2 separate regions of the Homo sapiens genome follow, and region 1 is linked to region 2. A link is a loop called in an ENCODE intact Hi-C map of the cell type or tissue named here. Cell type or tissue: mammary epithelial cell. All regions are shown on one strand. Links, peaks and the distances in the headings refer to the core of each region. The heading gives the core; the rest is flanking DNA.

Region 1 (2,923 bases), core at 281-2,780, 380 kb after region 2:
TAATGATTGTTTCCTTTAGTAATTTATTGCTGTGTACTGATATTTAAATAAAGAGTTATATTTCCCAAAAACCTACTGAGTTTAGAATTTTGTTGTATTACTCAGTAGAGAATTAATGTTATTTCATTTTTCCTCCATGATATGGAGTAATAAATGAGTGATTCTGCCAGACTTTGTGTGGAAAAAGAGAATCTACAAAACATGGCTGAAAAAAATCAGAGACAAAACAAATACATGGAAAAATATTTCATGCTCATGGGTTGGAGAATCAATATAGCTAAAATGGCCATACTTCCAAAAGCAATTTATAGATGCAACACTATCTCTATCAATACCAATGTCATTTTCCACAAAATTAGACAAATCTAATCTAAAAGTTCTTTGGAGTTAAAAAAGAGCCCAAATAGCCAAAACAATCATAAGCAAAAAGAACAAAGCCAGAGACACCACATAGCCTGACTTCAAACTATAATATAAGGCTACAGTGATCAAAACAGAATGGTACTGGTACCAAAATAGACACTTAGATCAGTGGAACAGAATAGACAGCTCAGAAAGAAACCTTCACACCTTTTAACTTTCAACAAAATCAACAAAAAAAGCAATGAGGAAAGAGTCCTAATTCAATAAATGGTGCTGGGATAACTGGCTAGCCATGTGTAGGAGAACGAAACTGAACCTCTACCTTTCACCATATATGTAAAATAACTCGACATGAATTAAAGATTTAAATGTAAGTCCTAAAACTATAAAAATCCTGGAAGATAACCTAGGAAATGCCACTTTGGACATACAGCCTGACAAAGATATCATGATGAAGACACCAAAAGCATTTGCAACCAAAAACAAAAATTGACAAATGTGACCTCATTAAACTAAAGCGCTTCTCCACAGTAAAAGAAATTAGCAACACAGTAAACAGCCTATAGAATGGGAGAAATATCTGCAATCTATGCATCTGGCAAAGCTCTAATATCCAGAATCTACACGGAACTTAAACAACTCAACAAGCAGGAACAAAATTCCAATTAAAAAATAAGCAAAGAATGTGAACAGACACTTTGCAAAAGAAGACCTGCAAGTGGCCAACGAACATGAAAAAATGCTCTTTGGGAAGCCGCGGTGGGCAGATCATGAAGTCAGGAGTTTGAGACCAGCCTGACCAACATGGTGAAACTCCGTCTCTACTAAAAATACAAAAATTAGCCAGATGTGGTGGTGCATACCTGTAACCTGTAATGGTGCATAGTCTGATGTTGGAACTATGAAATACCTTGGACTGGTACTTTCCAGTCTTTTCCAGCAGATGGCACTGTTCATCTTTCAAATATTTCAATAAGCCCAGAGGGTTTGCCAACAGCGAGTTTGTGCCCTGAGCTCCTTGGCACACAACCTGGGATCCACAGCCAAGGGCTAGAGAAGACAAAAGAGACATTGACATCATGGTGGAAGAGGAATCCATAAAGAGTTCATTTCTGAGGACTGGGGCAGTTCCTCCCACCCTGCAGATCAAGATGCCCTGAGGGCAAAGAGCAGAGGGGTACTCTGGTGGCCCAGCAGTTCTGCCCTGGGGGAGGATTCTCTTCTGCTGCAGTGAAAACCAACAGGACGCTGCTTCATCCCAAGGGGACCAGGAAGATAGATCAGAGTGAGGAGCTGTCTGAGTGTTTCAGATCACACAGTGACTGCCTGCTTGATGGCTTCAGAACTCCTTCATGAGCTGGGAGACAGCCCCCAAGGTGAAAGGTGTGTGGGCAGGATGGGCTCGACATGACAACTCTCAAGATGACACGCAGTTTCTCCCATGTGTTTCTGTGTGTCTTTTTGTGTGCCCGTGTATGTGCATGGCTGTGTCTGTATTTCTGCATGCATTTGTGTATGTGTGTCTCTGTGAATGTGTGTGCCTGTGTGGTGTGAGTGTGTGTGAGAGATTGTGCCTGCATGTCTCTGTGTGTGTGCATGTGTGTGTGTGTGTGAGATAACATGCATGTATGAATGTTGAATTGATTTTCTGGTTGACTTGCTGTGGAGGGAGTCAGGGACTCCAGGGGGCTTCCTGCCCACCCCTCGTTCCCTGTAGCCAGTAGCACAAATGGCGTAATAAAAGGTAGTTTAATTTCATTTCATGCAAATGTAAAACTTTTGTGCTTCCAAAAGAACTCCAATTAGAAGATTAAAAAAAAACTTCCAGAACGAGAGAAAATCATTGAAAATCATATATCTGGTAATGGACTGTTATTCTGAATATATAAAGAACTCTTCCAACTCAATATTACAAAGGGAAATAACCCAATTTAAATATATGCAAGGAATTTGAATAGACATTTCTCCAAAGTGAGACAGGTATACTACACGGTGGTCTCAAAAGAATAGAAAATTTTGGGCAGCAGTTTCAGGTGACTAGCAAAAGAAATCTGTTGAAATATCTGCAGTGGCTCTGGGCTGATAAGTTGCTGAGAAACAGCATGTGGACCAAGCTGACTAAGAATGAGTGGATCCAACATGGCCCTGGATTTGACCTAGGTTTCACCTGGGACCTCATTACATGCTGATAAACACACTAAACACACACTAGCCAGCTCCCTAGCAGTTCTGAGAATACCCATATTTGGTGTAAAAATTCGAGGCACCAGAGTTCTGAGAATCCCTGTCCTTCTTCCAGGAATTTTCATGAATATTCCACCCCTTGGTTGAAGAAACCAGGAAAGGTGGCAGCACCAAACCCCCTTGCACCTGCCTCTCTCTTGAGTTCCCCTGCACTCCCTTTACTTGAGTGTGTACTTTTCCTTTTACAATAAATCTCCGTCCTTCCTCTATTTTCCTACTGGTCTTCGAATTCACTTCCCCAAGCGCTGCCAAGAGCCCCGCACCGGCTGGGGTCGCGGTCCAACCGGCGTTTAGGGACCTCCCCTTGCCCACTGGC
Region 2 (2,865 bases), core at 366-2,865:
AGGTCTCTTATACAACATCATCATATACTATACCTTGATTAACGAAGATTTCACAATACCTGAGAGACTGTTCTCAAGAATACATGCATCAAAAAACCTAACTGATTTCTTCTTTCTGTCATTAGCTCTACTTTATCATGGCGTTTCTTCTCCTTGATCATATCTTCACATAGTATTTGAACTTGCAATGGATAAATCTTAATTTTTTTTTTTTTTTTTTGAGACGGAGTCTCGCTCTGTCGCCCAGGCTGGAGTGCAGTGGCGGGATCTCCGCTCACTGCAAGCTCCGCCTCCCAGGTTCACGCCATTCTCCTGCCTCAGCCTCCCGAGTAGCTGGGACTACAGGCGCCCGCCACCACGCCTGGCTCATTTTTTGTATTTTTAGTAAAGGCCGGGTTTCACCATGTTAGCCAGGATGGTCTCGATCTCCTGACCTCGTGATCCGCCCGCCTTGGCCTCCCAAAGTGCTGGGATTAGAGGCGTGAGCCACCGCACCTGGCCAAGTCTTAAACTTTTTTGAGAAAATATTTACACCTTAATTTAGTGTCATTTTATATCTTGGTCCTTTTCAAGACATAGCTTTTACTCCATACTGAATTTTGTATGTCTCTAGCAGTAGAAACCTGCAAATACACAGACCATATTAAACAATTCCTCTTATTAATATTATTAATGTTAAGTTGACTTCTATTATTATTTTATCTTTCACTCTCTCGATGTGAGTACTTTGGTCTTATTATAGGTCAGGATTTTTTTAACTGGAATCCTCAGACCCCCAAAGGGCCAAGGATTGAATTTAGCAGGTCCATGAACTTGAATTTGAAAAAAAAAGTTTTCATATTCACTAACATCTAACTGAAATTTAGCAGTTTCTTCCTTTATAAATGTAGGCAGCAAACCACAGTAGTGTTAGCAATATCTATGACTTTATCACCAATGAAATCCACAGTTATTTTCATATCATTTTACAGTTGTTATAGATATTTTAAAATATCATTACATTCATCACTACTTTAAAATTATAGAGCTACGACTAGCTCTTGGTATTTAATATATTAATAAAGGCTTGTATATTATATTCTAAACAACAACCACCACGGCAAGTTCCTATGACTACAGAGCCAACCATGGAAGCAGAGCATCCCCACCCAGTGAGATGCTGATGCCCGTTGATAGGGGACTCAGTGGCCAAGGGGTACCCCATCGACCTCTTTCCAAGCCTCCAAATAACAAACATCTAAGTAAAAGCAATGAGTAGCTTCCAGACACTTCCCCGCCTGCCCCTCTCCAGCTTTTCCAATCAGATCACCACCTCTAAACCTGACCAGGAAGTTCTGGAAGCTGCCTCTACAAGACATGCATGGCGCGCTTATCAGACCCAGTCACCATACTGGAGATGCGGGCTTCATGGAGATTTTTCTTTCCTCCATCACTAATCATAACCTACTCTCGGGATTATGCCTTATGAAAGCTAGGGGGCAGCAAACTCAATGGCAAAGTGAAAAAGACTGCCTGCTGCAGAGGCACCTGGGCAGCCTTGTGAGCTGAGCTTGCTGCAGGCTTCGCTGCTTCTTCCAGGACCCTCAATCAGGTGGCGGTGCCTCGCAGTCTGATGCCGCATGGTGATTCCATTATTTACCTGCTTACAGATTCAGGAAGGAAATCAATGCCAGCTCCTTCAGGATAATTTTTCCAAAAACCTAAAACACATTTCAATGACTACATTTTGGGAGGTGTTATTCAACATACATGTTTTTCTTTGAGATAGTGAAGAAGCTCTCTTTTTTTTTTAATCCATTGTCTCTCAAAAGTATGGTTACTTGCTCTTATAATCTTGTTTTCTACATTTATTTTATGGGTTTACCATCTCTCTCTATCCACTACCCAGCCCCCAGTCTCTGCTAGAATATACAGTTCATCAGACAACTATCCCCAGTGGCTCCCAGGAACTGCCACGTAGAAGGAGCTCAGAGGCCAGGCATGGTGGCTTACGCCTGTAATCCCAGTACTTTGGGAAGCTGAGAAGAGTGAATCACTTGAGCTCAGGAGTTGAGACTAGCCTAGGCAATATGGCAAAACTCCATCTATACAAAAAATGCAAAAATTAGCATGGTGGTGCCTGCCTATAGTCCCAGCTATTCAGGAGGCTGAGGTGGGAGGATCACTTAAGCCCGGGGGTCAAGGCTGCAGTGAGCTGTGATGGTGCCACTGCACTCCAGCCTGAGTGACACAATGAGACCCTGTCTCAAAACAAAACAAAAAGGAGCTCAGAAAATATTTGTGGAGTGAATGCACTGTTGAGTGAATGCATGAATAGTTTGAAAACTATACAGCAATCCTGCTCCATTTCATGTTAGCATTGCTCTCGTTCCTATGCAGATGGAATTTTTGAAAAGCACATGACCTTCTTCCTAATGCCATGCAACGCAAACTTCTCAGAAAAGGGCCTCTATGAAGAGCCCTTCTCATGGCTTTTTAGTCATTCCATCATCTCTGAGAGCAACAGTAAACGTATCCAGGGAGTTAGCCTCTGTGACTTTTAGGCTCCAAAGTACTTCATGTGGGTCTGCCAAAACCCTTGAAACTTCATGTTGTTACAGATGACTGCAAACACAACACCAATTTTTCTAACTTGAAATGATGTTATAAGTGAATTCCCAGCTTGCTGAACCATCATAGTCACCAATCCAGGTTTCCAGAGTCAGTTTTCACATCAGAGTTACCTCACTTAGGAATTCTACTTTAGATTAAAAAAAAATTTCCAAATGTCCCTGAATTGAAAACTCAGCTGAAATGTTCTAATAAGGCCACCCTGTAACCCTTGATGTCTCAACATACCTGCAGGGCAGCTAGCAGGATGCCACA

The links. Hi-C counts contacts between places; a loop is a spot of excess contacts. Peaks named below come from ENCODE experiments on the same cell type or tissue, not always from the same donor. Only the 100,000 strongest peaks of a DNase experiment are listed, where the experiment ranks them.
Region 1: a loop joins it to region 2, with 5 times the contacts of the local background. A loop is called at or near these places in 3 of 110 quality-filtered maps.

Annotation. Positions count from the first base shown.
Region 1 is chr6:150,015,482-150,018,404 of GRCh38, reverse strand. It overlaps RAET1L (retinoic acid early transcript 1L), which reads left to right. Exons shown (of 5, transcript NM_130900.3): 5 at 1-71. Among named protein-coding and RNA genes, the nearest start is that of RAET1L, 8.6 kb to the left of the region's middle. RefSeq lists an enhancer at 1,220-1,459. In mammary epithelial cell, for the core only: a CTCF peak has its summit at 1,311 (motif pointing right); a DNase peak (open chromatin) is centred at 1,334.
Region 2 is chr6:150,394,229-150,397,093 of GRCh38, reverse strand. It overlaps IYD (iodotyrosine deiodinase), which reads right to left. Exons shown (of 5, transcript NM_203395.3): 4 at 2,839-2,865. Among named protein-coding and RNA genes, the nearest start is that of IYD, 27 kb to the right of the region's middle. In mammary epithelial cell, for the core only: a CTCF peak has its summit at 1,472; a DNase peak (open chromatin) is centred at 1,473.